2 separate regions of the Mus musculus genome follow, and region 1 is linked to region 2. A link is a loop called in an ENCODE intact Hi-C map of the cell type or tissue named here. Cell type or tissue: heart. All regions are shown on one strand. Links, peaks and the distances in the headings refer to the core of each region. The heading gives the core; the rest is flanking DNA. Region 1 holds the start of Nptn (neuroplastin). Region 2 holds the start of Pkm (pyruvate kinase, muscle).

Region 1 (15,218 bases), core at 7,042-11,041, 1.1 Mb after region 2:
AATGAGATCTGACTCTCTCTTTGTGAGTGTCTAAAGACAGCTACTAGATATAATAATTAATAAATCTTTAAAAAAAAAAGGTACAGTAGAAAATGTAGCCCACAGTTTTTAAAAATACATGTTTACCCTTCTATCACTATCTTCATTATTATTTCTTTTTATTATAAAGAAAAGATGGATATTATAATTTTGTAATGTTCTAGAAAAAATGTTTATAAAGATCTAGTAGTGAGTGCCCTAGAAACTTTATAAATTTGTAAGGAATATGCACATACCTAAATACGTTATTCATTAAAAATTCACATCTGTTTTTCATTATACGCTAAAATATATTAGGAATTTTGATGTACTGAAAGAATACAAGAAAATGGGGGCTGGTGAGATGGCTCAGCAGGTAAGAGCACCCGACTGCTCTTCTGAAGGTCCTGAGTTCAAATCCCAGCAACCACATGGTGGCTCACAACCATCCATAAGGATATCTGACTCCCTCTTCTGGAATGTCTGAAGACAGTTACAGTGTATGTACATATAATAAATAAATAAATCTTTAAAAAAAAAAGAATACAAGAAAATACAGTATTCAAGCAGTCACTATTTCTACTAAGAAGACTATTTTCAAACTATCATAGCCCAATAATGAACTGTTAAATCAACTGGGGTGGCCACTATAATTTTCTTACACTGCTTCATCAGATGTTAAACACACGGCATTAGCTGTGAACTTTATTACACTATTTATGTGAGTCCATGCATTGGGGGAAGGAGGCATGTGTGCCAGAGTGCACTTTATATGGAGGTCAAAGAACAGCTTGCAGGAGGTTGGTTCTGGGAATTGAACTCAGATTACCAGGCTAGGTAGCAAGCAACTTTACTTAATGAGCCATCTCACTGGCCTAATAAACTATTCTTCCATCTGAGTCACAGGCATACATGTGCGCATAAACACATTTTGAAGAAAGAGTCCTGCTATGCAACCTAAGCTAGTCTCAAACTCTATGACCTGAATTCAATCCTGGGAACCCACTTGGTGTAAGGAGAGAATCAATTTCTACAAGTTGTTTTCTTCCCCCCCACCCCCCACCAACCCCCCGCCTTGGTTTTTAAGAGACAGGGTTTCTCTGTATAGCCCTGGCTGTCCTGGAACTCACTCTGTAAACCAGGTTGGCCTCGAACTGAGAAATCCGCCTGTCTCTGCCTCCCAAGTGCTGGGATTAAAGGCTGCACCACCACTGCCTGGCCTACAAGTTGCTTTCTGACCTCAAAACAAACACTGAGGCGCATTGAGGGCCCATATATGCACTCAACATATACATGTATACATGTGTACATGTACACAAAATATTTTTTTGTTTTATGTGTTGTTTCTACGGGCTATTAACTTAGTAATATCCTCAGATATAATTCAGATATTTGGGTTGCTTTTTTTACCCACAACAAAAAGATTTGAAATGCATTTTAGATATATAGTTTAAAAAACTCATATACAGAAACAGATTTCCTCAAAGGATAGCATTTTAAAAGTAATTATAAAATTTATAATTTATAATTAAAAAGTGTTATTTCATTATCTCTTCATTAACCAAACAGTGTTCAACCAACGGGAATACAAATACCTACCAGGCAAAAATGTTTGTTTCTTGACTGTTTTTAATTCACACTGGCAATATCTGCACTGAGCTGCAATCTCCATAACAGTTACTGTTCTGTCTTCCTTAAAACAAGAACTGCAAGTACCATTTGAAGAATACTCAGAAAAAGTCAAATTTCAAAACAGTACATCATCCCTAAAGTAGGTTTCTAAAAACTTATAAAAACAGAAGCTTATACAGACCCATTGGAGGTAGAACCTACACTGGGTCTAATAACGAAGTCATTTTTAGAACTGGAAGACAGCTAAGATATGATCAAACCCACCCATCTAAAAATACGCCAGGGAAGGAAAAGAGAAGCAACATTAACCAACTCCTGCGCTGGGCCTAGTCAGCATTCTACCAGGAAAGGTCTTAAGATACTGACAAGTATTTTAAGCTTAATTATTTTTAGAATAAGAGGAAACACTTGAATGTGATTAAAACAGTTGGTGTGGGCTAGAGAGATGGCTCAGTGGTTAAGAGCACTGACTGCTCTTCTAGAGGTCCTGAGTTCAATTCTCAGCAACTACATGGTGGCTCACAACCATCTGTAATGGGATCCGATGCCCTCTTTTTTTGTTTGTTTGTTTTTTGTTTTTCAAGACAGGGTATCTCTGTGTAGCCCTGGCTGTTCTGGAACTCACTCTATAGACCAGGCTGGCCTCGAACTCAGAAATCCACCTGCCTCTGCCTCTCAAGTACTAGGATCAAAGGCGTGCGCCACCACTGCCCTGCTCTGATGTCCTCTTCTGATAGCTACAGTGTACTCATATACATAAAATAAATTAAAAAAAAAGATTAAAAAAAGTCTTCGAAGGCCTCACAACTGTGTTTTAAAATGTATTATCCTAGGTTAAAATTAAACTCTACATTATTAATGTCATTTGACCATTTATGTAAAATGTTTTTGTTCACAGTCATTATCAAAGTCAAGTTGTTCACAGGAAGTGCTCTTTTGCACCACTTTTGCAGTTTTGATGTGCCAATTTATTTAAAAGTCTCTACAATTTTTTAAAGATTTACTCTTATTATTTTTTATTATGTGTCTACATGTGTATGTGCACACAAGTACAAGTACCCATGGAAACCAAAGCTGGAGTCAAAAGCAGCTGGGAGCTACATTCATGCTCTGGAAGAACAGTATGCGTTCTTAACCACTGAAAGTCATTTCTCTTGCCCCATCCTACTATTCCTTCTAGCAGCTTCGGCTCCTCCAGATGTTTCTCAAATGAAGATCCATGCATTCCTTATTCAAACATCCAGCTTTTCTCCTTATCCTACTACAACCTTCTGGCTTTCCCTTCCTCTCAAAACCTCATTCTTTATATTTGATCCTGTCCGGATTGTGCTCTTGTTGTACACAACGAGTTAAGACAGGATGAGTTGCCGGCTGTGGTGTCGCACGCCTTTGATCCCAGGACTCAGAAGGCAGAGGCAGGCGGATTTCTGAGTTCCAGGCCAGCCTGGTCTACAAAGTGAGTTTCAGGACAGCCAGGGCTATACAGAGAAACCCTGTCTCAAAAAACAACAACAACGATGACAAAAAAAGGACAGGATGAGTTAAACAACAGAAATTATTTCACAAAATCCATTTTTCTAAAGCTTCTCTTTGTAATTTTATTAGCAAACTATCAAAATTTCACCGAATACCTTCTGTATGGTATTCAACAGTCACTCATTTGCTCATATACTTCATTTTAACAGATAACAGCACCCCTTCTCTTTCCAAAAGCATAAAAAAAAAATCTTTATACTTCCTAGCATTCAGGAGGGTAAAGTTTGAGGATCTAAGTTCAAGGAAAGGAGCTGCTCAGCAAAAACCTTCTCAAAAACATAAAATATAAAATAAAAATAAAACAAAGGAAAAAACAAACATTCTCATAGATCTGAATTCCAAAGAACATTTTATTTTGTTTTTTTGGGGTTTTTTTCGAGACAGGGTCTCTCTATGTAGCCCTGGCTGTCCTGGAACTCACTTCGGAGACCAGGCTGGCCTCTGCCTCCCAAGTGCCAGGATTAAAGGTGTGCGCCACCACGCCCGGCGAACATTTTAATTAAAAACATACAAACTCACAGAGCACCTTTGTAAGTCACAGGTGGTCATCTTTGCCACCAAATCACCAGGCCTGACAACCTGACTTCAATCCCCAAAATCTACATGGTAGAAGACAACACTTGCACAGGTGTACCAAGAAATGAACCCCTACTCACAGATGCACAGAAACACATACACACAGGTAAATAAGTGTAAGAAATTTTTAAATTAAGATCAAGAGTTAGAACACTTGCCTAACATCTGAGAAGCCCTAAATTTAATCTCAGCACTAAAAAGAACTATGTGTAATGAAATTAAAACAATAGTACAGTAGCATGTTACCTTCGAGGCATTGCTCTCAGCCTTCCTAATGCTGTGGCCCTTTAATACAGGCCCTCATGCTGTGCTGACCCCTAACCATAGCTTATTTTTGTTGCTACTTGATAACTGTAATTTTACTACTATTATGAATCACAACATAACTATCTGATATGCAGGATATCCAATATGTGACTCCCCTGGGGAAAGGGTTGTTTCGGTCGCAGCCCACAAACCGCTGCCTTAGAGCCTACAAGGAAATGTTTTACAGCAAAACCATATTGAAAAAGCAAAAAATTTCTTGTAAGTCTAATTTTTCAAGATTTCACAGGAAATCAGATCTACAATGAAATCAGATCTTAATTTGTGGCAAGTAAATTAACTGTGGAGCACATCATTTTCTGTTAAAACTTTGGCATACTCATAGGTTAAGCTCTGTGTTTACATACGCACGCACACGCACACGCACACACACACACACACTCAAACCTGTCTCTCAACATGGACTCAATAACTAGAAGACGAGCCAAGAAATAGGCTCTATTGTAGTTAGATGACCTTTCCTACTAGACCCCTGACAAATATGTGCAAAGAGATTAAAGACGTACAGTCTCCTTAGGAAAAACTTTATTTATTCAAAGGTAGGTTCTTTATTCTAGTCAAATAATATTTTAACTATGTTTAAATCTGTTGCTTGACATTTTGTCATACATGTGATGCCACGGCTATCACTCATAAGATTTTATCTTTCTGATACTTATTTCAGTTCTCTAAGTAGAAAGATAGTCTAAAGCAAACTGCCAAACAACTTAACAGCACTTGACAAAAAGACTCATAAACCACCTAGTGCAGATACTAGCACTGTTGTAAGCATAATGTTCACAGCTAAGAATCACCTAAGCAAAATGGTTTCTTCAAATTCAGCTGTTAACAATAAAACTCATTAGATTCTCTACTTGCCCCTACAGTATTAATTATCTAATGTAATAAGTCTCAGAAGAACATACTACATTTTCACATTCCATCCCACATTCATTCGTTCAGCTAACACCTGTAAACCTCATCTTCCAGGTACTACATTCTACTTCTCTTACAACAACGGTATTCTATAAAAAGGCTACACCTGACCCTTATGAAAATGTACTCATTTGCAGGCATGGTCAGGAGAAAAGAATACCATGAAATCTCCCAGACAATCAAACAGAATATAAACTTCCTCACCAGAATTTCAATTGCAGCAAAATGGTTGGCACAAATCTCTGTAAGGGACCTTCAAATGACCTATTATTAACTTGTATTCATGATGACAGAAGCTTTAATAAATGCTTAATACACATAAGAAGAAAAGCAATCATGCTACTTTTTAATAATAGTTATGGCTAACACTAAGACTTGCAATAGTATCAAAATGAAATCCAACTAGACTCATTACCTCATTTAATCCTTACATCATCCCTATGGGACTAACTGTAATCCCCATTTCACAGATCAAACTAAGGCCTGCCTTACTCAAGGTCACTTAGCTGTAGAGAATTAGAATTCAAACCCAATCCTTGGGAAGACAAAGCTCAATGGTCCCATGCTTGCCTAGTATGTACAAAGGTTGGAGCCCTAGTATCTACACACACACACTCTCTCTCTCACCTTTCTCTCCCTCCCACCACTCTCTATACACACACACACACACACACACACACACACACACAAAACAAAATACCAGTTCTATCTGTGTCCAAAGCCTGTGCTCTAGATCATGAGCTTGGTTTAATGTTCAATTTTAACCTAAAACCTTTGAATACCTTAAAATTTTTATGTTTTATATGAAACTGTGACCTTACAAGTCTGAATATTTATATGAAAAGTAAAATGTACTTGAATTCCTATGGTAATGGATCGTATTCCTTTTGGAATTAAAAAGAAATGCTGCTGGCCATCTATACCAAATTCTTCACTTAAGGAATAACAAAAACAGAAGCTTTTTCAAAAACTTCTACATGCCTAATCTAAACTGCCACATTTTCAATCCAGAAACAGTGACTCTACAACTGATTTTCCAAAGCATTATTTTTATTATCAGTATGTCTAATAGTTAAATACTATGTGGTATATAACATGGTATCTCATTTCACTGTTTAAAAAAGTAAAAACACTTGAGGACACAAAATGAGACTATTACAGGACTACAATCAACAGAAACCTTAAATATCACTGAGGCACGTTACAGAAAGCTTTAAAATGGCATCCTTAACCATATAAACTGGGAAGTAACCATTTCTTTCATGAATTCAATTTACATTCATTTAGCTCAACTATGGGTTCATAGTCACTTTACTAGCCCTGTCATGTGACTAAATCCAAGCTCATTTCAAGGGAAAGGCTGTACTATGCTGTATTTAGAACATATTATCACTAAGAGCAGATGAGTCTTTGTAGGCCTATCCAAAAACCTTGCCTTAGTTGCTAAGAAACTACAATTTACCATATTATAAATCATCAGAAATAACTTATGCCAGCAGAGATTAAGTATCTAAGATCAAGAATCTCTCATCTATAGTGCAAAATGAAACTGTTATTTCCACAAATAACTGAAATCAGAATTAAACTCACATTGTTATCACATCTATGATAAATAACACATATTTATATACATAGATACCAAGCATAGAGGGAGCAAATCAGGCTAACTTTACCCTTTCCCTTCTACAGCTTCATACTTGAAGGAAAAGGGGGTGGAAGTGTCCATATCCTTAGGATATTCAATGTAAGAAACAAATGTTTCCTTTCTGGCTCATGAAGTAATAAAGCCATGGGGCATAAAATTCCCTTGTAAAGGGAATATTTGATAAAGTGACTTTTTTTCCAATACTAAATGTGATACATTATTACTGTATCCGCTAGCATTTTAAGCTCAGTTTGTCTTCAAAATACTCAACTCCACTGGCTCTGACTGATTTTTGTTTTAATGAAAGCCACTTCAAATTGTTTTAGCATAACAACGAAGAAATTCAGAGATTAAAACTAATGACTAATGTATGGCTCCCTATCCCTAACCAACTTCTCATTAATTTTTTTCATGTTTAAAATAGAAATCTTTAAACCTCCTAATAGTTGTTTCCACAATAGCTGAATTAGGTTCATTATCCCTTTAGGTTTGTATCTGAATGTGCGGTTCAACAACGGACTGTGACAATTCCAACAGAATCTGTCATGTTTAGCTCCCCAAGCCTATTATCTTTCACCATCTTCTCTAAAGAGCTTCAGTTCGCAACCCAATTCTCACTTCCACTGTACCTTAAACCCAACCCAGAGACCACATTCATATTCCTCAGAAATAACATCTTTGCAATCTTGAAACTTTCAGTTCTAAAAGCCCACTTCCTCCATCTCCCCTGCCACCATCTCTCATTGCCCTCAATCCCACCACTGCAGATGTGGCTGTGTCCCAGCCCTCCCCAAAGGCCGAACTAGCATCATAAAGCATTTGCCACAACTCGTCCCCTCCCTAATGTATCCGCCGCGCTACAAAGCAACATTACACCCCCGACTTCCTGCATTTTACTCTCTTCCCTTATTTTTCCGTCTTCCCCCACTCCCACCACTATACCCAGGCACCCTTTACTTCCCTGATATTTCTTCTACCTCGGTTTTAAAGCTTTCCCCGCATCCTCTGCTCATTTTCCTCTCCTTATTTAGAAACTCCCTTTTGCTTTCCCAACCGCTACCCTAGAATGCCCAGCACTCCACCCTCCTTGGCAAAACCCAATCCTCTTCCCCCAGCTCGTTTGGAGACACTGCTGCTTCTCTTCTCCAGGTCCCCCTACTGCAGTCAACCCACTCCATCTTTCCACCCACCTTCCCTCTACCCCCAAATCCAAGGTTTCCCGAATCGCTCACTAACCCCTCTCCTTGAGAGACTCAAGCAGTCTGCTGCCTCTAGGTATTCTACGGGATCCTTTTGACCCCAGCTTCCCCCCTCCTCCCATTTTGCAGAATGTCACCCGGGTTCCAGGGCCCCAGTAGAATCCCGGGTGTCAGCGCCCGCGGAGCCCGGTTCTCTCGCCGACACCACCCCTCCGCCAGCTCGAACTCGAACGCCTGTCTCCCGCCGCTTTCTCCAGAGCCGCCCCCGCTACTCCAGCTCCCGGTGCGCGATGAGCCCTACGCCGCGGACCTGTCTACAGAGCCCCGGGCTCGCACCAAAGCGACGCCTCCACCTCTCCGCGAAGCACCTCCTCGCCTCAGCCGGGTCGCCCGCTGCCGGCTCCGGCATCCCCCTCAGGCCTGGGCCCGGCCCCTCTGGTTGCCAGAGCCGGGCGCCCCCGCCCGACCCGCCCCCGGCCCCTCGGCTTACCGTTCTGAGCAGCGCCTGGCCCTGGAAGGAGCGAGCCAGAGACCAGCAAGAGCGAGAGGGCCAGGGCGCCGGGGAGCGACGAGCCCGACATCCTCCCTAGCCGGAGAGCGCGCAGCGAATGGGCCGGGGCCGGGGCCGGGGAAAGGGAGGGGAGGGAGGGAGGGGGCGGGCGAGCGCGCGCGCGAGGGAGTGAACGAGGGAGGCAGCCGCGGCCGAGCTCCGTCCTTCCCTGTCCTCCTCCTACCGCCGCAGCGTCCAAGCCTCGCGAGACCTCCGCTGGCGGCCGTGGGCGGGCCAGGAGCACCGGCGGCAAGGCTCGCGAGAAGAGGCCCTCTTCCCCCCCCTCCCCAAGTCCCCGCCCCTGCAGAGGCTGATTGGCCAAGCACAAGGGCGGTCACGTGCGAAGGGCGCTTTTGGCCACGTGACGGGGCGAGGCGGGGACTCCACCCGCTCCTTCTCCCACGGGGGAAGACGGCGGAGTACAGTTCTCACTTCTATGGGATCCTAGCGCTCAGAAATTAGAGGAAGCATTGAGAAAACAATGCTCCCCCCACCCATCCTGCCTTTCATGCGTTACTGCTCGAAGCTTCAGAAATGGATACCCTAGACCCTGCTTTTGAGCTTCCTATTAGTACCCCTTATCAAAACCCTGCTTTTCCTTCTGGACTTTGACCAGAGACCCCTAGAGGTATCTGGCCACAACCTCTCTGCCTCGTGGATTTTTTTTTCCCTTCCAGGCAGTGTTAACGATCGCTGTGCTTCCTTGCACGGACATCTGTTCCCTCAGCCTTCAAGTGTCCTCCTTTTCCTCCCTACCTGTGCCCTCCCCACCCCTCTTTGGCCTTATTTTAGCTTCACAAGCTCTGAGGGCCTGAAGAGCTAGCCTGTGCAGGGCTACAGATCCAATTCTACAAGGAAGTCACAGTGTGTCCAGTAATAGGCAGAACCTTTGGTAGAGGAAACCCGTAAGAAAATAGTTTCCACTCAGTTCACTGTTCAGCCTGGTGTATCAGAGATGACCCACAGGAAAGGGGCAATCAAAAAGGAGTTTAGCCATGTTGCATAGAAAGTTGAGAAATGCCTTCTTTTGCGGTGAGAGAGTACTGGGGAGATGTCATAGTCCTTAAAAATGCTTGATACACAAACGTGAAGACCTGAGTTTCCCCAGCATAAAACAGAAAAGGATGGCCACCAGAGCCAACGCTGTAATCTGAGTCTGGAGAAGAGAAGAGCTCTCTGGTTTGCTAACTAGTCTGCCTAGCCGATCGATGAGGTCTAGGCTCAGTGAGGGACCCTACCTCAAAAACTGAGTATTCTCCAAAAAAAAAAAAAAAAGAAAGAAAGAAAGAAAGAAAAAGAATAGTTAAGGGAGATACCCGAAGGCAACTTCTGGCCTCCCAGTGCGGGCACACAGGCTCTCGAACACAAACACAGATTTGGGGGAGTTGGCTTGTTTGTTTTCCCTGAACCACCCTCAGCACTTGTGGTTAGCAAAGGAGTGTTTTCTGTGGCTTAGCTCATCTATGAGTCACAACAGACATCCTCGGGTGTCTCTGTGGCTTACAAGTGAGAAAGGGTAAACTGGCCTGCTGACCTGACTATATTCAAAGGGTTAGAGAATCTGGAGTAAAGAGGAGGCAGAGGGGGGCTGGTGAGATGGCTTCAGTGGGTAAGAGCACCCGACTGCTCTTCCGAAGGTCTGGAGTTCAAATCCCAGCAACCACATGGTGGCTCACAACCATCCATAACGAGATCTGGCGCCCTCTTCTGGAGTGTTTGAAGACAGCTACAGTGTACTTACATATAATAAATAAATAAATCTTAAAAAAAAAAAAAAAAAAAAAAAAAAGGAGGAGGCAGAGGCAGTTGGATTTCTGAGTTCGAGGCCAACCTGGTCTACAAAGTGAGTTCCAGGACAGCCAGGGCTAAACAGAGAAACCCTGTCTCAAAAAACCGAAAAAAAAAAAAAAAGAAAGAAAGAAAGGAAGGAAGAAAGAAAGAAACCATCACAAACTCTCCAGAACTCTCCAGCTTTCCCAGGAACTAGACAACTATCTGCTATCTGCTATAGACTGTGCTTTGCAGCAAGGGCTGGGGCTCTATCTCTGGGGTATGTTCACAGAAGAAAAGCTGTGTCCTAACAAACCTACGTATTTACACTCGCAACGAGAAATCCTTATAAAAGTATCATTCACAGATGGGGAAACTGAGGCTAAGAGATGGCAGGTTTTGCTCAGGATCTCCAAGCATAACTGTGGATGGCAGACAGTCGGGTTCTCTTGCTTCTAGGCTTATTTTAGAAGCACATCTCCTTGCCCTCTTTAAGTTGAGAGTGGCCTGTGGCTGTCTCAGCCAATGAAATTTGAGAAGTGGCACGCATCATTTTCCAAGTGAAGCATTCATTCATTTCCAGGGTTTCAGACTCTTTGGTCTTGGTAATAGTGAGTAATGGCTATGATAGTGAAAATACATGTCAACAGGAAAGGGATGACCACTTGGATCCTCGAGTTAGCACAATAAGCTGAACCCTCTTGTCACCCACACAGAACTGATAATATTGCTATTGAGACTCAAGGATGTCTGCTCTTTTCTACTTTTAGAAATTTTTATTTTATGTGTATGAATGTGTTCCTTGCATGTATGTTTGTGTTCTGTGTGTGTTGTAATGCCTGTAAAGTCTACAAGGGGATGTTGGAACCCCTGGAACTGGAGTTATCAATGGTTGTGAGCATCTATGTGGGTGCTGAGACTGAACTTGGGTCCACTGCAAGAGCAGTAAATGTTCTCAATAACTGAGCTGCCTCTTCAGCCCTCCGGGGTTGTTCTTATAGCACAATCTGAACTAGTCTGGATAAGAAATTATAAAATCCAAATCCACCCCCGCCCGCATCGCTAGTATCTATGCATCTTCGCCCCAGTGACCTAATAATTTCTCTTGACAAATTATCTGTCAAATAGGGACAATGATCATTGCAGCTTTGAAAGACTGTAAGAAGAAAAAGTGCATAAGTTTATGTGCAATATTTTGAACAATTTCTGTTGTGTTACACGCACTTCAATGTTGATCATGACACTACTACAGCTCAGACTCCAGCCTACATTTTCTCTCCCTAATGTTACAATATCATGATTGCAAAAGCTGACTCAGGAGCAATCTTTTACCTATGGGTGGTACCATTCAAAGCACTAAATTATAAAGAACCCTTTTTACCTAGGGAAAACATCAGCAGGTCCCCACATGACATAAGAGTACTATTAGTTTCTTCCTGCTGTTAAGACACACAACTAAAATCTCCTATTGATGTGGGAACCTCTTTAAAGGAATTTAGAAATCGAGGGTTGGGGGTTATTGTTGTTTTACGGCTTACCAGACATAGTAGCTTATATGTACACCAATACTTAGGAGGCTGAGGCAGGAGAGTCACTACAAGTTCCAGGTCAGGCTAGGATATATAGATCCAGACCATCAGCCTATGCTACAGAGAACAAAGTCCTGTCTTAAAACCAAACTGATTATTATTTACATACACTAAGAAAACTCCGAATGCAGATGTGTCCAAGGATTGTTAAGCTCCTTGTGATGCACCAGAAGAGCCCTAGGGGTCCTCAGAGCTCAGGCTGAAACACTTTCCTGGCCTCCAGCGAATCCCTTGGAGGTCTTCTTTCCAGTGTTGGTAGCACCCCCTGGTGGTAAGGCCTGTAATTCCCAAATGGAAAGTCCTCCCTTGGTTTGGTTTGATGTATTCAATTGGCCCTTGGAAGATTGGTCAAAACGACAGAGTTGTAGGATTCCTAGAGATGCTCTTGAACTTCCTAATGGTTTCCTGTCTTCATCCTACAAAGATCTCTGCACCTTTAAGCTCCTTCAGTAATATATATTGCCCCACTCATCTTGACTGCCGTCATTTGAATCTGAGCAAAGCAATATCCTTGGGCAAACTCCACACTCAGGGTCGGCTAAGGTTAGAATAATGTTTGTTCCCTGGACAGTAGCATGGGATGCTTCTCGTTTTTTAGAGAGAACTTTGGGTACCGTATCCACTTTGATGACTGACTAATATAGGGATGAGGATGAAGCAGACCAGCCTAACAGCCGGTTTATGCTCTCTATGACTGGAGTTGGATCTTAGGGGCTAATCCTTGCCCAGATTTGGAAATAATTGAATAAAAGTCATGAATATGCCTATAGAAATTATAGCATCCCTCTTATAAAGTTTATATTGGATAACCTCCAGTAGTCGGCTAGCCAGACTAGCTTGGGAACAAATTGCTCCTAAATGCTGCGTGTACGCACAGACACAGGGAACAGCAGTGAGTGAACACGCTGTTTCCCAGTACTACTGGGAAATGTAGGATGGGGGGGGGGGCAAGACTAGACATTCACATGCCCTCTCTAAGTGGCAGGTCTCAAACTTGCTTAATTCCTTCCCACAATGGCTCACCCGAAACCTCACTCTTGAGCCCTCAAGGGAGAGGCGCGAGTAAAGAGAAGCTGAGAAAGTTACAATAATGAAATGGTTCTCTGTGGCTACACATTAGAACCAACTGGGAAGCATGAATAAAACGCAGCACTAAAAGAGAGATGCTCACCACCCAGCCTCTGGAGGTTTCAATTCCATCGTCTGGGGTGGGGCCCAGTTTATGTAGATACATAGCAATCTCTAATGTGCTGTTGAGTAAATGCTCTGCATTTCCAGCTTTGATGAACCTTAGAACAACCAGAGAACTATGAAACAATTCCAATCCTGGGGCAGGGGCAATAGCTGAGCGGGTAAGAGTGCTTGCTGCACAAACATAAGGATCTGAGTTCAAATCCCCCACATCCACATAAAATGCCAGATGTTGTATGCATGTGTGCCTGTAACCTTGTGGGTGACAGAGACAGGAGGATCTCTAGGACTTTCTTGCTGCCATCCTTGCTCTAGTTTCAATTCAAGGCTCTGACTCAGGAGACTAAGACTGAGAGTGATCGAATAGGACATCAATATCCTCCCCTAGCTTTTGCACATGCACACTACATGCAAATATACCATGTATACACATAAATGAATAAATAAATAATAAAATATTATCTATGTCTTTTTTAAAAGTTTCCATCTCTAGACCTTATCAATTAAATCAGAATCTTGGAGGGAAGTGTAATGTTAAATCTCTCCAGTTGTGGCTGGAGAAATGGCTCGGTAGTTAAGAGCTTTGGCTGCTCTTGCAGAAGATTTGGATTCTGTTCCCAGCACCCACATGGTGCCTCAAAGCCATCTGTGTTTCAAGTTCTTTTTTGTTTTTGTTTTTGTTTTTGTTTTTCGAGACAGGGTTTCTCTGTGTAGCCCTGGCTGTCCTGGAACTCACTCTGTAGACCAGGCTGGCCTCGAACTCAGAAATCCGCCTGCCTCTGCCTCCCGAGTGTTGGGATTAAAGGCGTGCGCCACCACTGCCCAGTATAAATAGCTGTTTTTTAAAGACTCTAATTGATTCCAATTCATAGTCAAAATTGAAAATAGATGTTCATATGGATTTGTGTTATCTTTCAAATATTTTATGCAGTGCTAAAATATTTATGTCAGGGCTTGACACATGCTAGGAAAATGTCCTATCAATGAGCAGTAGCTCCAGCCCCAGCCCCAGTCCCAGACCCTGTTGCTTGAAACTTCTATAGAATTACATGGAGAACAGTTCAAAGATGGATTGTTGGGCCTTGCTTCCTGAGCCTGGGAATAGGACCTGAGCATGCACAACAAGTTTCTCAGGGTCGTTGATACTGCTGGGATTGCAGATTTAAGCCATCATGCCTGATGTGTGCCACTGAGAACCAAATCTCAGGCATTGAGTGGGATCACAATACTTTTTAGCAAGAGTAAGTTGGTGCACATGTTTTTCTTTAGATACCTTTTCTGTTATGGATGTGTAGTAACAATTTTGTCATTTTAGTTTCTATTTAAAATCACAGAAATGGTCTGGTGAGATGGCTCAGTGGGTAAGAGCACCCGACTGCTCTTCTGAAGGTCAGGAGTTCAAATCCCAGCAACCACATGGTGGCTCACAACCATCCGTAATGAGATCTGACTCCCTCTTCCGGAGTGTCTGAGGACGGCTACAGTGTACTTATAATAAATAAATAAATAAATAAATAAATAAATAAATAAACTTTAAAAAAACCACTTGGAAAAAAATTAAAGCCACAGAAATATTATAAGAATATGTTTTAATTTTAATTCCAGGTGTGGGATATAGGGCTGTTTCAGATTGTCCACAGCAGCTATGATTTGCCTCATGCTCTAACAGAGGTGTGATTTTTGCCAGCAGTAGATAGTTTCTGAGATTGTGTGATGTTTGGAATTCTGGGAACTTTTCAGAGGGTATATAAATGCTAGGGCCCTGAGAGAAAGTATGGGTTGTTGGTTGCATTTGTTAAGTAGTCATGCATAAAGAGGAAAGAAGAAGAAAAAGAAGAAGAAGAGGAGGAGGAGGGGAAGGGGAAGAACGGGAAGGAGGGAAGGGGAAGAAGGGGAAAGGGAAGGGGAAGAAGGGGAAGAAGAAGAAGAAGGAGAAGGAGAAGGAGAAGGAGAAGGAGAAGGAGAAGGAGGAGAAATTAGATATCCTGATGGTGAAGATCGAACCTACCTCAAGCAACTTGATGCCCCTACTCAGAAGGAAGTCGTATAATAATAACATCATCCCCTTTACTTTCTATCCTTTTTCTTCTCCTCTCTAGTGTTAGAGTGTTGAAAAGGTGAAAAAAAGTGAATATAGGCTGAAGGGTGGGAGAAAGAAGAACTCACAAAGTAGTAAAGACCAGCTACAGGGATGGGTACCTGAGCCTTAGTTTGTATTTGCCTTGAAATAGCCTTATTTCTTTGCCATTTTTAAAGATAGCTTTACTGGGTAT
Region 2 (15,218 bases), core at 5,056-9,055:
TGCCTCCCAGCACCTTGTTTGTTAAATGAGCTCCGGGTCTCTGCCAAGATCAATTCTGCCTGGTTTTCCCTCTCCCCAAATGTGAGAAGTCCCTAGGCAGCCAGGTCCTTGGTCTACTCATGGCCGAAACAAACACAACTGGCAAACTCACGGCTCCCAGCCAGGCTTAGGATAAGTGGCCGCTAAGGGACAGTACAGATGGTACACCAAGCCAATGAGACACAAAGGCCTTGCTGTGTCCGAGATGGGACAAGTGAGCGGGACAGACACCAGGACAGTGTCTGAAAACTACTGAAAAAGCCAGCCACCAGGCCGTTCTTCCCATCTGAGACACGAGTGTGCCCTCGCAAATCCCTGCCTGAGTGAGGCCCAGTGATCAGGTCATACCTTTGGTTCTCTGGGTCTGGGCTTCTGATGGCATATTGCTGTTTTGTTGACTCAGTGTGGCTTGGTGGCCTCACTTGGAAAGATCGCTCAGAGTGGAGTATGCTTTGCCCTGAAGAGCTACAAGGATTAAGGTGAAAGCTGAATATGACTAAGCTCTTTGTGGTAACGACCTTAATAACAAGGCAAAAAGTTGCTGTTAACTACATTAAAACAGATATACAGTGGAGAAGATATAAATAAAAAAACCCAGTGGTAAAAGTGACCCTTTACTGGATCCCTTGAAGTACTTTATTCCCCCAATACACAAATTTCACTATTTAGTTTTAGGGGGTACCTGGTGGGCACCTTGCAGGGATCAGAGGACCACAACTGTGCTCTCCCCTCCTACCACTCAGGTTCTGGGGACAGAAGCACTGGAGCCATCAGAAGCAAGCTCCTGTGTGTGTTTCCAAGCTATCTCACTGACCCTCGCTGCTCCACCTTGGATGATAGCCTGTATCACGTTACTGCCCTACTCTTCTGAGACAGCATCTTACTACACTTCTGTCTGCCCAGCGTGTCCTTTATTAATAAAACTGTTAATTAAGTAGTCTTTGAAAATGACACATTTATCTCTATGCACCCTATAAAGCTCACTGTGACATCAGCCGTGTCCTTCAGAATTACCCTGCTAAAATATAGTGATAGATGTGTGTTCTCTATGCCCTCAAAAGTGCTCAGCAGGGCAGCTTCACTGACCCAGGAAGGGCAACTTAATCCACTGACTTTAAAAGTCACCTTCCCAAAAGTGTGTGGCTAATCCATGGAAAAATTTCATGACCACAACCTATCAGTTCCATGCAATTTTCTTCTCCTGTTTTGACCGGTCTCAGGCTTGACAGAACTTTGTTGTGCAACAAGGATGTTCCAACAGACAAGCACTGCTGCCCTCCAGGGCTCAGGATGCAATTTAGCAGGTAAAATTTCACACACAACCCATTTCTCTATCTAGAATTAAACCTAAAGTCTGCAGAGTAGACTTACCTTGCTACCATATACAAAGTGACAAATGAAAATACATGTGTTCCAATGGATGGACACAATTAAACAGACTTCTAACAAACCTTACAGGGGTTTCAAGTCCCCTACCAACCTCATCCTTAGAACCCAGCTATTTTCACTCCCAAGGCTCTGACCTGGAGCCCCTCCCTCCCTCCCACAGCTCTTCTGCCCATTGCATGGCCTCCAGAGCCCCACAACTCCAGCCAACCACCTATCTATAGTATAGTATAAATAGAACACCCTTTTAGAAGTCTTTTCTGGCCCAGGACAGCAGCTCCAGCCTTGTTCCTTAGGGTAAGGTGGGCCCCTGGGCAGGACTTGCCTTATTGGCCAAATACTTGTATAGATAGCAGTGACTGCCAGGACATGCGGCCCCACCCATGCCAGCCAACTCACTACAGCATCCTCCTCCTCAGGAGGCACCCACATGCACAGCCAACCTCCAGCCGGCAGCAGAAACCCGGTGTGTCCCACGACAGCAGTAGATACCATGCCCTGGGGCAGAAGCCTTACTCTTGAACCTGAGCCCCTGAAGCAGGATGTTCTTCAGAGCCATTGCCCCTCTGTGAGAAAGGAGACACCAGCCCAGGCCTCAGTTGGGCTGTAGGTTGGAGCATGCACAGGCCCAGCTTGGCTCTGATTACCTGGTTCTGCCCTTTCCTGTCTCAGGCAGTTCTCCTCGGCCCTTCACATTCATCTCCCTCGTGTCAGGAACAAAGGTCATTAAAAAAAAAAAATCCCCAAACCAAAAATGCCTGGTGCCACCCTGCTTCTTAGAGCCAACACTCTTGGAAGGTCATGCCTCACCCCACCAATGACATCGTCACGTAGGTCCAAATCATTGCTGCCCTAATAAAGCAGCCTGGCCTAGGAACAGGGCTTTGTAGCAACCTTTCTCTGATGTCACCCCAAGCCTACTTTCCCCAGTACCCAAGATCATCTCACTTCATCCATCAGAAAGGCTGCTGTCCAGCTATCAGTGACCCTAATGAGAAGCCAACACCAGGGTCAAAGCAGGTGACAGTTCTATCCCCAGAAAGTGGTAAGGCCTGGAGCACAGTACCCAGCATACAACAAAATTAAATGTGCGGTATCAAGGGTACAGATCACTTGAGCAGAGATTTTGGGGGTTGAGAGTCAGATTCCAGACAGGGTTTCTCTGTGTAGCCCTGGCTGTCCTGGAACTCAATAGACCAGGCTGGCCTCAAACTGAGAGATCTGCCTGCCTCACGGCCCAGCTTATTTGATTTTTAAGACAAGGTCTTACTTTCCTCAAAGCAAGGGATTTCCTGGCTTCTAGCTCAGCTGTGCAGAGCGGAGAACTAGCCAGAGCAGGAAGGAGGTGACTTTGCAGAAGTTTCTGTCCGGTTGGCACATGCGGTCTTCCTTAGCAAGGCCAGTGTTTCCGGGAATGCTGCCCATGCTCTGGACCCTGGCTCAGAAGCCCAGAGAACCAGGTGTAAGCAGAATGCACAATGGTCTCAGCAACAGGAGGCACCGGCTCAGCCCGGAGCCACAGTTGGGGGCAGGGTGATTAAAGTCGGAAGGAAGGCAGCACCAGCTGTCCAAGAGCACTGACCTACTTACTACTTCTGCCCGCAGGCTTGCACGACCGCCTTTTCCCCAAGGAGTGGGATCTAAAGACTCCATTTCTCCCACCCAGAACTTAGCATCAACACTGACTTTTTATCTTTATAGTTTCCAAAACTTAATTAAATAGCATTCTGACTTTATTCAGTTCATAGTCCATTTTGTTTTTTCCAACTCACAACTTCTCCAATCCCACTGTCCTTTGCTCAGTATGATTACAGACACGTGCTACTATGTGCATTTTATGTAGTAGTAGGGATGGACCATGGCTTTGTATCAGATCTACATTGCCAGCCCCTTCCCTACTTTGTTTTTTTGAGACAAGGACTCTACAAATCCTGACTGTCCTGTCTCTCTGAGATTAAAAATACATTCCACCACACCCAGCCCTTCTCTACATCAAATCAAACCTTTGACTCCTCCAAAGTGGGCATGGCAAAGGGTAAAGTCTTTTACACTGGAGACACCAGTACTTTAAGGCCAAAATATGGCCTAAAGGTTATTCACACATTTAGAAGGAATACAGCTTCCTTTGGAGGCAGGCCTCAGGAGATGCTCAGAGCTCCCTAGAGGCCACTTAAGGTACTGCAGCCCAGACCTCTCTCCTACGTGCAGACAGGCACAAACCACAGTAGGGGTGTGGCCTCACAGCACAGCTGGTGGTGCCCTGGGACCACCTCCAAACCTGAGTAGCTACACTAGGCCTTAAGATCCAGCAGTTTTGCAGGCCACGATGCACGTGGGGCTCACCTCTCCTGATTACTACATAGCCAAAGTAAGTCTGGCTCTTGGTTAAAAATTTCAAGACGCACGAAAGTTCCAGGGCAGGAAGAATGTTCTTCGTCATACAGTCATCTACTCCTATTATAGTCTCCATGAGTGCAGTTTACAGAGATGACTCGGTCCTTTACCAGAAGCAGTAAAAAAAAAAAAAAAAAAAAAAACTCACCAGTTAACTTGCCTGTGGGTATTTGAGATGATTGAGAAACTGAAAGACAAATGAGTCATTTTCCTCTACCTCAATCTCCAGCTTAGTTCTTGCCCAACTCGTGTCGACTTGCTGCAAAAAAGCTAAAGATGCTAAAAACCCAATGTGAGTTTAAGGCAAGAAACGCTTTTTCTACCTTTCTGTCCATAGCCGCTTCCTCATCCCTTCCACTCAATATTAAGCAATTAACAGCTTTAAGAAATAAAATAGCGTTTCCTGTGACCAACACGTTCATATAACACAGATGGCATACCCAGCCCCCATAAATCTGTTTGGAGTCAGCTATGAAATGTGCCAAGTCACTCACTGGCTGGACTAAACTCAAAGTCATTTGCCAGTTTGCCTCCAGAACACCGGGAATAAAGGGATCAAGGGCCATTATACCTGGTTGAGATACATTTCCACCAAAGCCCACTCCCAAAATAGGGTTTCTGTGTAGCTCTGGATGTCTTGGTACTTTGTAGAGTAGGCTGGCCTCAAACTCAGATCTGCATGCCTCTGCCTCCTGAGTGCTGGCAAACAGTTCTTAACAAATTTCCCTACAAATTAAATAATTTAAAATATAATGCTTAAAATGAAAATAGCTATGTACTAAATAAGTGATTAGTATTCATATAGTTTGGCTTAAGCAATAATTCAGAAATGCCTCGAGAGAAACTGCCAATCTGGATACTGGTTGTTCTATGAAAAGCTGCTGTGCCAATCATTCAAGAATGAAAATATGCCGTCTAGAAGCAGCCACTCCACATTTCCACTCTTATGGTCACCTTCATTTAGGTGATACCCGCCACCTCTGGAAACAGGGTATCACCCGCTCCATGTTCTCAAGCTCACAGGCCTTCCTCCCAAGTACTGGGATTAAAGCTGAACCACCACACTCAGTCTGAGTGAGACATGTTTAATTCAGGGAAAATGCACGCTATTTGACTCACTAAAAAAGAGGGAACCTTACAACACTTCAGAGAACAAGTGTGGTCCCCTCACTCACCCAAGGAAGAAAATTTTCTCAAAAGCCGCAAAGTTGAAAGGTTGAGTCATCTTGCCCAGACCCGGTGATGGTTTACACTACTTTCCCAAAGAACACCCTCACTGCCTTTCCTACAGCATAATCAGGCCATCAGAGGGCAAATTATTTGCTAACAATGCTTCCTTGAGTCTTGATCTGAGCCCCCCCACCCCACTGTTGGGGCAACAGTACCAAACTTCCTACAAGCCAGAAGGCATAAAAGGCTTACTTGAACAAAGAGGACCGGAAGGCTTCTATCTGGGTACCTGTTTCTTTGTTTCTACCCTCACAGCCAAAGACAAAGGCTGCACAGATTTCTCCCTTTAGATAGCTCTTTCTCAGGAGAGCTGCAATGTAACATTAATTACTTTGTAAACACTGACGGGATTCCAGAGAGAATTTGTTTCCATGGGCATACTGGGTATTCAGAGCCTACCTGCCTCCCCAAGCTTACCCCTAATGTGCATAAAAATAGTAAGGAGACAGAATCAAGTTGGTAGCCTTCAAGGTAACTACTTCATTCATTGACCAAAAGGATATAATGCATGCCCTTCTGGATATTTCACCCGAGGTTAGTCACTACATCGAGGATGGCCCGTACTTACAAGGAGACCAGTAATTTAGCAGCCTGGAGTGACACAGGACCAGAGGCCAAACCTAAGAATATTAATAGATCACACCGGATTCCAAAACCTAGCTGCCTCCATGCACGACTGGATTTTCACTATAAGGTTCACTTTTTCCAAACTACCAGTGTCCTGGATTTGGAAAAAGTGGTCGAGCTCTTATCTTACTATGACTGGGTATTTACTGGGTCTTTATAGCCTTCAGACTAGAAGATGCCCGGCTTTTTCAAAACCAGTATGCCGGCCACCTTGTGCATGCAGCCCCATCTTCCTCATAGCACTGACTTGACAAAATCTGCTTCCCTAATTAGACCGAGCTCTGTGGGCTATGTGTGTTCTGGTAGCGTCGGGCTCCAGTTTCTGTCGGGAACGGGTATGGGTTGATCGCCCACCCTCCCCCTCGCCAGCACGTGGGAGCAGCATGACCGATTAATCAGACGCATCGCAGTACGTGCCGCCCCTCCGCCGCAGGATGGAGCGCGAGAGCAATGAGGGCCCGTGCCCACCACCAAAAATCTGCGGGCACACAAAACAGGCAGCAATAGCGGCCAACCTTTCTTGCCAGGCCACCGGGAATACAAAAGTTACGTAACTTGTAGCTGCATTACCAAGGACCGCTAGTGACTGCATCCTACCTCCATGCACCGGACCACGAGGAGTCCGCGGACGTGACTAGAATGCGGGGGGAGGGGAAAAGCTGCGAGGGGGAGGGGCGAGGATATGGAGGTTGAAAGGATGCTGCGGCGCGGACGTGACCGGATCGGAGGGGGGAGGGGCGACGAAGAGCTGCGAACACTGGCGCGGGAAGAGAACGCTGACCTGAAAGGAGGATGAACGCGGAGGCTGAATGGGGGGTGGGGGTGGGGTGAGTAGGGGAATTATTTCAAGTAGAGATTAAGAGGAGGGCACCGAATTATGAGGGCACAGAGCTAAGAGGAAGGTCGTAAGTCGTAGTGGATGTAGGAGGACGAGCATCGGAGCAGGGCGAGAACAGGGTGGCGAGGATAGCAATAGTAAGATAAGAGGCTGGAACCAGATTGAGATGGAAGAGAGAGCAGAATGAGACCGTGGGAAAGGAGCTAGCCGGCCACCCTCAATTTGGAGGATTAAGACTTGGACTCAAGTGTGGCTCCTCCCCAACCCGGAGTGGGATGCTCGATGCCTGGCGCCTGAGTCCCGCGTGGGCAGGCAGGCCTGCGTTACACACCAGTGGGCATCGGCTCTGGGGACAGATGGCTTAGGTTCTCCCCGCTCACCTCGGGCGTACTTCGGTTCCTGCTGCGATACCTAGAGCGGACGTCAGTCAAGTGAAGACGAGTCGCTGCTGTGCGGGGCTGCGCCGACTGGGCCTCAAGGTTATCACAGCTGCGGGCCGCCGCAATCCCTCCGCAGCCCCGCCCCTCGCCCAATCCGGGCTGCGGCCGGCGGCGCCCCGCCTCTCAACGGGGCGCCCGCACCTCCTGAGAGAAGCTCAGGGTAGGCGGGACAAGCAGGTTGCCCTTTTGAGGAGGACTACCTTCCGTGGCGGAAGGACATCGTAGACCAAATTTGCTCAAGGGTTATCCTGTTGACCAATGGGGAAGTGGTGAGGGAGCAAGGCCCGCCCACCGGGCCAGCGCCGCCGCCGCCACCACCACCCCTAGGTTCCCGGGCGCCACCGCCACCTGTTGCTTTAGATCGGCTACAAAATGTTCCCTTTTTGGCCTTTTGCCCAGGTCTCCCCATCTGCCCTGGCCTACCAGGGCGGTGCCCAGATTTATAGGTCCACGGACATTCCTCCAGCCCCGCCCGGAGACTCTCCACCCTCCCGGCGCCCGCCCCAGTACACCCTCTGAGGCTGAGCGGAACGGGAAGCTGGGGTGATGGGAGCAAGAGAGTGGTGGAAGGTCTGGGCTGCCTCCTAGAGGGTTCCAGACTTAGAGGCTGGGTAGGAAGAACTTAAGTCTCTCTTTGGAACGTGAGCGCGACCTCCTAATAAGGAGGGCTAGATTGGACCCATGTTAATACTTTGAGTCTCGAATCCTGCACTTTTAAAATGCCTGGACCTGGACGCAGCAAACCAATCCAAGGTAATTAGTGCAGAACTGGACCTACGTGTAGCCATTATCTATGCAGGAGTCAACACTGGTTTTTGACTCAGGCGTGTATGTATTTAAATTTGTAGTATTGGAGGCATTAACAATTTTTTCCCTACAAAGTATTTTCTAATTTCCCAACTGTTAACACTAGTCTTCATTCCGCAGAGTTTTGAAAGCAGATACAATGTTGCCACATTCTAAATGGGAAGACTGTACCTTAGGTTTTGGATTTTTTTTGGTTTTGTTTTGTTCTTTTGTTTTTCTTGGTAAAAGATGGGTGTGACCATTTCAAGCAGACACTTCTTTGTAGTTGAATCACAGGCCTTCATCCCATTTTCGGTCAGTTTTGATTAGAGGGAAGGGTAACATAAATGCAATTTGTAGTGAAATAAAGTTTTTTAGTTTCTTCTATAAGTCCCCTTGGTCCCCTTAGTTTAGGGAAGTAAATGCTTGGTTATTATGGTGGAAAGAACATGAAGTTGGGGAGGGGGAGGTTATATCTGTGGAGGAAATCATTCCTTTCTGCAAGAGAAGGGGGTAGAAGAAATGACCTCTTTGTGCCTTGGACACACACACACAAAAGAACCATAGTGTTCAACAGGGTGACAGTTATCTATCTACTCATGTTGAGGTCCACTGTGCATACTGTGCGTCAAGCAGAGTAGCTCACACCTGTAATTCCAACGCTCAAGAGGCCAAAGTCAGTCTGAGCCACACAGATCTAGGCCCACGCAGGTCAGGGTTTCGGTTATAGATTCATATTCATTCTTTTTCTCCCTCCCTCTCTCTCCTCTCCTCTTTTACACACACACAGAGGAATGCACGCACACATGCATTAATGAACTCTACCATCACCACAAATCTAGATACAAAGCTTGGTGATCTTAAGTCTGTGACCTTGACACTTAGGGACTGAGGCAGAACTCCAGGCCAATCTGGATATGGACCCAGACTGACATGAATATCCATTAAACTGGAGAATTGGTGCTAGCCAAGAATTGCTCTTCATCTGCAGGCTTCAATGATCTGACAGTTACACAAATGGGGTCTATGGGAAGTGTTCTCATTAGATGACAGAATGTGTCACAGTAACTTCCTACTATCTTGCTTCTGCTGAGAAATCGGCATGGTATAGAGGAGTACATAGTTAGGTTGTATCTTATCTTTGTTCTAGTTTAATCACTAGCCCTATAGACTATACCTATAATTTAACATGTACAGTCCGTTAAAAGTAACTTGAGGACAATCCCTATTTCACAGGGTGGAGTTTGATCAGTTAATTATATGTGAATGAGTCCAACAGTGCCCAACTCAATGCTTCCCTCTCTCCTATGACTTCATATTATTCTAAAGGACATATATCCCCAGGTTTGCTGCTAAGTCAGGGGCAATCAGACACCACAGAAATATTAAAACTATTACCTCAGAAACACCTATGTTTCAAGAAATGAGTTTTATCCATGTGGAAGTACAGAATGATCACTGTGGCTACTGTTCATCATCAGACAAAATAATTATCTTTCCAATAAGGGACTTTAAAAATGATCAATGAAAAATTGTATATTAGACAACTTTCATATTCTGCAGCTGGGCGGTGTGACACACTACTCTAATCTCAGCATTTGGATGGAGGCAGAGGCAGGTAAATCTCTGAGTTTGAGGCCAGCCTGGTCTGCAGAATGAGTTTTAGGACAGCCAGAGATAGACAGAATCCTTGTCTCAAAAAAACCAAACAATAAAGAATATTCTGAGGGGGGAAAAAAAAGCGAAGACAGGAAAACAGTGGGTCAAGTGCACTCTTCCTAAGAGGTGCCACCTTTTCCTTAGATGTGTTCTTCACACTATGTCTGCCCTTACAGGCTGGCTGCCTGGTTCACTCATTCCAAGGACAACTAGAACTAAAAAGACTTCGGGTCCTCTTCTGTGCAAAGTTATTTCTGCAGAAAGTTTTAAGAGGGCAGCATCTCTGGCCCAATGGTGGTGACAGTGTGAGGTGTTCTGAAACTCAATTTGTGGAAAGTCCTTTGCTCCAGAAGCTAGTAGTTCATCTAAATGAACTGAAGCCTACCTTTTTCTCATCCCTGGGGCTGGAGGGCTCCAGTGGAATTGTGTCATCCACAGAACTTCCTCCTCACCACCTATAAGAAGCCAAGATATCACTAGGTCTATCCAGAATAATTCTGTGATCCGTGAGAGCCAGTAATGACTCAGCAGCAGACACTGCTGCTCCTTCCCAGATAGAATTAAAGGCAGAAGGAAGCTCCTCCCCCACTGATGGCCACATCCTTACCACAAACTGAGTCATGGCCACACCCAGCCTGTATGGAAAACTACCGAGGATAGGAAGGAAGGTGAAGTTCAAGGAGTTTTTAAATTTTGAGTCCAATATACTCTCTACTTAGCATTGAGGAAAACAGTTCCTTTTCCTGACCCGTGAGGCAAGATTGCTTACACTCAGATAAATGAAAGGTGGGCTGTCACTGGCCTCTGTGAAGAATGCTGTCCTGTAGCTCACACTTGTCTTTAAGGACCCCAGCCCTTTCACCTTCTAAGTAGCCAGGCCCCCAAGTCTTCCTCCATGGTTGTGAGCAGGTAAAAACACCAGACCCTACCAAGCAATTTTCTCTGCAGTAGAGGCATTCTTCTGTCAGATAAGGCTTTTTCTTCCTTATACTGCTGAGGAATGAACCCAGACCTTTTATGTATTAAGCAGAGGTGCTGCAGCCTAGCCACAGCCCCTGCTTTCAGAAGGCATTCTTGATTTTGGCTAGAATTTTTTAATCTCATGTTTTGAATTATCAGGCATTATGAACTTCTGAGATTAGTTTTCCAGTGGAGAACTATAAAATATGTATGATTTCATTGATATAAAAATGTTTATAAGTAGGAAATTTTTCTTAATTTCTAAAACTGCCAAAAATGCTATATAACATGTGAGGAGCCACACCTAAGGTGGAGTTAGAGCACCAGCTGATTTATAACAGTAGCAAACTTAGTTATGAAGTAGCAACAAGAATAACTTCATGGTTGGGGGCCACCACAATATGAGGAACTGTATTAAGAGGTTGCCGCATTAAGGAGGTTGAGAACCATTGCTCCAGATACATTTACGGTCTCTGAAGAAAATGTATCTTCTATCTTTGCTATCAGCAGTAAATGAGGCTATAATCACAGAACCAGAAAAGGAATTCTGGAATCAGGTTACTATGATTAGCTGTGGAACATAGCAAATTCCTTATCCTCTAAGACTATTTTCTCATCTGTAAAATGGGCCTATTTCTGAGGCTTTTATGAGAATTAGGAGTTAATATATATGTAGCATGCTTGCAACAACATATACTAACACAGTAGTATAAGATGTTATCAAAATATTAAGGTACTCTGCACACTACCTGGAAACTAATTTATAAGAACTAAAGTATGCTAGTAATCTCTGATACGGTATCATGGGTTACAAAGTCTTCTCAGGAGGATTTTCAGTTGCATGAGTCCACTGATAGTCATTTGGTGAACTATTATTTCTGTTAGGCCTGAGTCTTAGAAGAGTGTTAGAATATACTCGCTATTTCCTTTTTGAGATGGGATTCTTGGTCAGTTGTTCACATTGGTTTTGAAATCCTGGGCTTAACTGGTTCTCCTGCCTTAGCCCCCAGAAGATAAGCTGAGACTGTAGATGAACCCTACCATAGTCATTTATAATGTACTAGTCATAAGGACTTAGGAAGATAATGAAGTAGGTTCTTCAGGAAGGGTCTTTAAGAGTAGTATTGACTTGTTCAAAATGTCAGGAACCACAACACAAGTAAGATACCTAGGTAAGAAGGTGTTGTGACATACAATAAAGGTCACAGAAGACAATAACTAGTTTATTGAAAGCAATAGCTATAGTAGAATTTGAAATTGTTATCACTGGAAAGCTGGGCTTTTGCCAGGCATGGTGTTGTGCCCACCTTTAATCACAGCACTAGAGAGGCAGAGGCAGGCAGACCTCTGTGAGTTCAAAGACAGCCTGGTCTATAAAGTGAATTCCTGGACAGCCAGGGTTGCTGTACAGAGGAACCCTGTCTTGAAAAACTATCCTAAAAAAAAGAAAGAAAGAGAGAGAGAAAAGGAGGGGGGGAGGGAGAGGGAGAGGGAGGGAGAGAAAGAAGGGAGAGAAGGAGGGAGGGAGAGAAAAGAAAAGGGAAGAAAAGAGAAAAGAAAAGAAAGAAAAGGTAGGCAGGCTAGGATTTTAAAGGAACTTTGTGGTATTTTCTGTATTTATATCTGGTTTTCATTAATATTTGGAAATGTTCAACATACCTCAGCTGTGCTTAGAATTAAATAAGGGAACTAGGCATGGTAGCGACGCCTTTAATTCCAGGGCTTGAGAGACCAAGGCAGGTGGTTCTTTGTGAGTTCCAAGCCAGCTTGGTTTATACATAGTGAGTTGTAGGCCAGACGAGACTACATAGCAAGACCTTATCTTAAAAATTAAGTTTTTTGGGTACATGGAACAAGTAAGAAAGGCCAGAAGCTTCCTTAATAAGACAAACCAAACCTTCCATGGTTATCCAGTGTCAAGACAGAATAACCTACCTGTTCAGGGAATTCCAACTTCTTCCTGGTGAATTCTCACTCCAAATCCTGATGGCCCCTGGCCCCCTTGGGGCCTCAAGTACACTAAGCAAGCATTTTACAAAGGAACTATACCCACAGGCTATGAGCCTTTCTTAAAGGACTTCCCGCTAGAGAACTCAGCTTTCTCGCACCTGTCAATTTATCCCTTCACCTCACTTATCCCAACTAAAGGCCAGACAGGGGGAAAAGTAAGGGCCTAGCATCTGAGATACAGAGCAAGCATGGCTGACAGGGCTGGTTTTGTGTAGAAAGCAGCTGGCCCTGAGTAAGGTTAAAAAAAAAAAAAATTCTGGCTTCAAAGGCCCATTTAAATCTTGAGTAACCATCATCAGTTGTATTCTTAACCTGTCTGTTTCATCTACATAACTGATTAACTTCACCTCTTAATCTTTTCATTAAAAATACTAACATCGGGGCTGGAGAGATGGCTCAGCAGTTAAAGAGCACTGGTTGCTCTTCCAGAGGTCCTGAGTTCACTTCCCGGGCATCCCATGGTGGCTCACAACTATCTGTAATGGGATCTGATGCATTCTTCTGGTGTGTCTGAAGACAGCTACAGTGTACTCATAAACATAAAATAAATGATTCTTTAAAAAAATACTAACATATCTGTAGAATACAAAAGAATAACTAAACAAACAATGCATCTTTTTTTTTTTTTAGTTTTTCGAGACAGGGTTTCTCTGTTTAGCCCTGGCTGTCCTGGAACTCACTCTGTAGACCAGGCTGGCCTCGAACTCAGAAATCTGCCTGCCTCTGCCTCCCAGGTGCTGGGAATAAAGGCATGTGCCACCACGCCTGGCTCCAAACAATGCATCTTTTACTTCATGAAACACAAATAGTTCCACTCTCAGAATAAAAACCCTTACCTAGGACCTTGGCTAGGTGTTGGGTCGAGGCTAGTCAGACCACAGTGATCATATCCAGTCCACAGCACCTTCCATTTTATTGTTTTATTTACAAACAGGGTGAAGTCAATTGGGCAAATCAGGGGTGGGAGTCAGTCAGGGCCATCCAAATGTGGAGTAGTTCCTGGATCAATCTCCACCATGAAGGCCACCTCTTCTATACTTTTTTTGCCCCTTGAGTTTCTCAGGACAGCCTCACTTGCTGCTCCTGAGTCCTTTTACAAGGGCAGATGGATCCTGGGGTAACAGGGTGGTACGAGGGCTGGGGCCCCCTCAGTTTGTGTAAACCTGAGTTCCGATCACACGCATGATTTCCTTCTGAATCTTGGGGTCCTGAGTATTAATGTTGGCATCGCCCACCTGCCCATCCTCATATCTGCCAAAGACAGGGCAAGTGTAAGCATAAGAGGAAACATAATACAAAATAATGCCTACCAGAGGAAATATGCTTCAAAACATGACCATTCATCCTAAAGTCAAAGATCTTGTCATTGTTCTTCAGGATGAAGGGATCAGCTTAGCAGTATTCCTCTACACAGCCCCAAATAAGCTATCCTTGTCCCCAAGGAGAAGTCCCAGTGCCTAAATTAGACAGCACGGGCGGACTCAGACAACAAGAGAGGACATCCTCAGCAGTCCCACACCGTCCACCACCCTCACTCTTCAGGGAATCTCAAGGGCTGCTTTTGGACTCACACAAAGAAGAACCTTGTGCAGACATGGTCAGACACAGGGCACACCCAAATGTTCCCATGCTTCTGGAGGTCCTTAGACGTAATCACTGGGAGAAAAGGAGCCAGAAGTCACAGATGTAAAGTTAAGACAGTCTAGGTAGGGAAGAAGGACATGATGTTTCAACATAATTTTTGGCAGACTCATGTGCCAAAGGGGCATCAGAAATAAGGCCTAGGGTTCCAAAAAGACATGAACTGGGTGAGTTGCATACCTTCACAAAGTGCTATACAGTTTAGATTCCGACTCTGCAGGAACCTTGACTGAATGGATCGGGTCTAAAACAGAAAGAAGCAAAGGAAAGCAGAGCAAGGTAAAGTGTTAGAGTTAGTCTCAAAATGGCTGGCTGGTTATTGATGATGGGGATGACAGGGATAGGAACTCTGTCTCCTGAGCTCCCAGCCCCACTCCAACCCTTTGTTGGCTTACATACAGTCACCTAATGAGTCCACAGCTTCCAAGTTCATCTTTTCATTTAAAAACCTACCTTTGCTTTCATGCATACAACATAGATCACATATGACTAGAGCAAGATCTTACAGCATATGTAATGCCTGTAAATGACCCACAATGACCCCAGCTCTACGATTCTCCCGTCCATTATTTTTAGCAGGATCCAGGGGAAGATTCCTATTCAAGCAGAGCCAACGAGCAATACCTGGGGGATGGTGTTCATCCTGTTGTATCTCTGGACCAGCTCATCCTTGGAAGGCATCCTGTGCTGTCCTTTGCCCATTCCTGTCAGAAAACAACAAACTCAGTTAATTCGCCCATTTCTTAAATATTTACTGACGTACTTACTATATGCCAAATACCAGCCTAAGATGCTTGGTGACACAGTGGTGAATAAAACAAACTATTTTTCCACATGGAATTTAGTCTGGTGGAGATTGCAGGCAAGGAATAAGTAATTACAACACAGTATGGTGAGGGTTGTGATACCTTATAGAGCATTGTGTGAACCCTGTGAAGGGGAACTAGCCTAACTCAGAGTTTGAAAACGCCCTGATGTGGTAAGGAAGAATTAGTATAATAGAATATGGAAAGCATAAAGACAGAGAGAACCACAGGACTTAATTTGCACATACTATAATGAATAGGAAAATGGGAAAATATGATGTAACTAATGTGATGAGCTTTTGGGGGCCTAATTTGACATTGGTCCAGGACAGGGAAGTAAGCTCAGGCAGAAATCCGAACAAAAAAATAGGCTTCAAGAAAGAATATGACTTTGGGCAAGGG

Evidence for each region. Peaks named below come from ENCODE experiments on the same cell type or tissue, not always from the same donor. Only the 100,000 strongest peaks of a DNase experiment are listed, where the experiment ranks them.
Region 1: a loop joins it to region 2, with 20 times the contacts of the local background. A loop is called at or near these places in 1 of 42 quality-filtered maps.

What each region holds. Positions count from the first base shown.
Region 1 is chr9:58,575,644-58,590,861 of GRCm38, reverse strand. It overlaps Nptn (neuroplastin), which reads right to left and starts at 8,622. Exons shown (of 9, transcript NM_001357751.1): 1 at 8,336-8,622. The coding sequence starts at 8,426. In heart, for the core only: CTCF peaks have their summits at 8,806, 9,010 and 10,093 (motif pointing left); DNase peaks (open chromatin) are centred at 7,541, 7,731 and 8,661; H3K4me3 peaks cover 2,527 bases; H3K27ac peaks cover 2,529 bases.
Region 2 is chr9:59,648,326-59,663,543 of GRCm38, reverse strand. Pkm (pyruvate kinase, muscle) reads right to left here and starts at 6,968. Exons shown (of 11, transcript NM_011099.4): 1 at 6,895-6,968. Gm51708 (a long non-coding RNA gene) reads left to right here and starts at 7,638. Exons shown (of 4, transcript XR_003948336.1): 1 at 7,638-7,707. Parp6 (poly (ADP-ribose) polymerase family, member 6) reads right to left here. Exons shown (of 24, transcript NM_001205239.1): 21 at 14,635-14,714; 22 at 14,191-14,254; 23 at 13,941-14,025; 24 at 13,254-13,620. The coding sequence ends at 13,518. LOC115487221 (a long non-coding RNA gene) reads left to right here. Exons shown (of 3, transcript NR_165179.1): 3 at 783-976. In heart, for the core only: CTCF peaks have their summits at 6,109, 7,322 and 7,528; DNase peaks (open chromatin) are centred at 6,163 and 7,183; H3K4me3 peaks cover 2,963 bases; H3K27ac peaks cover 2,953 bases.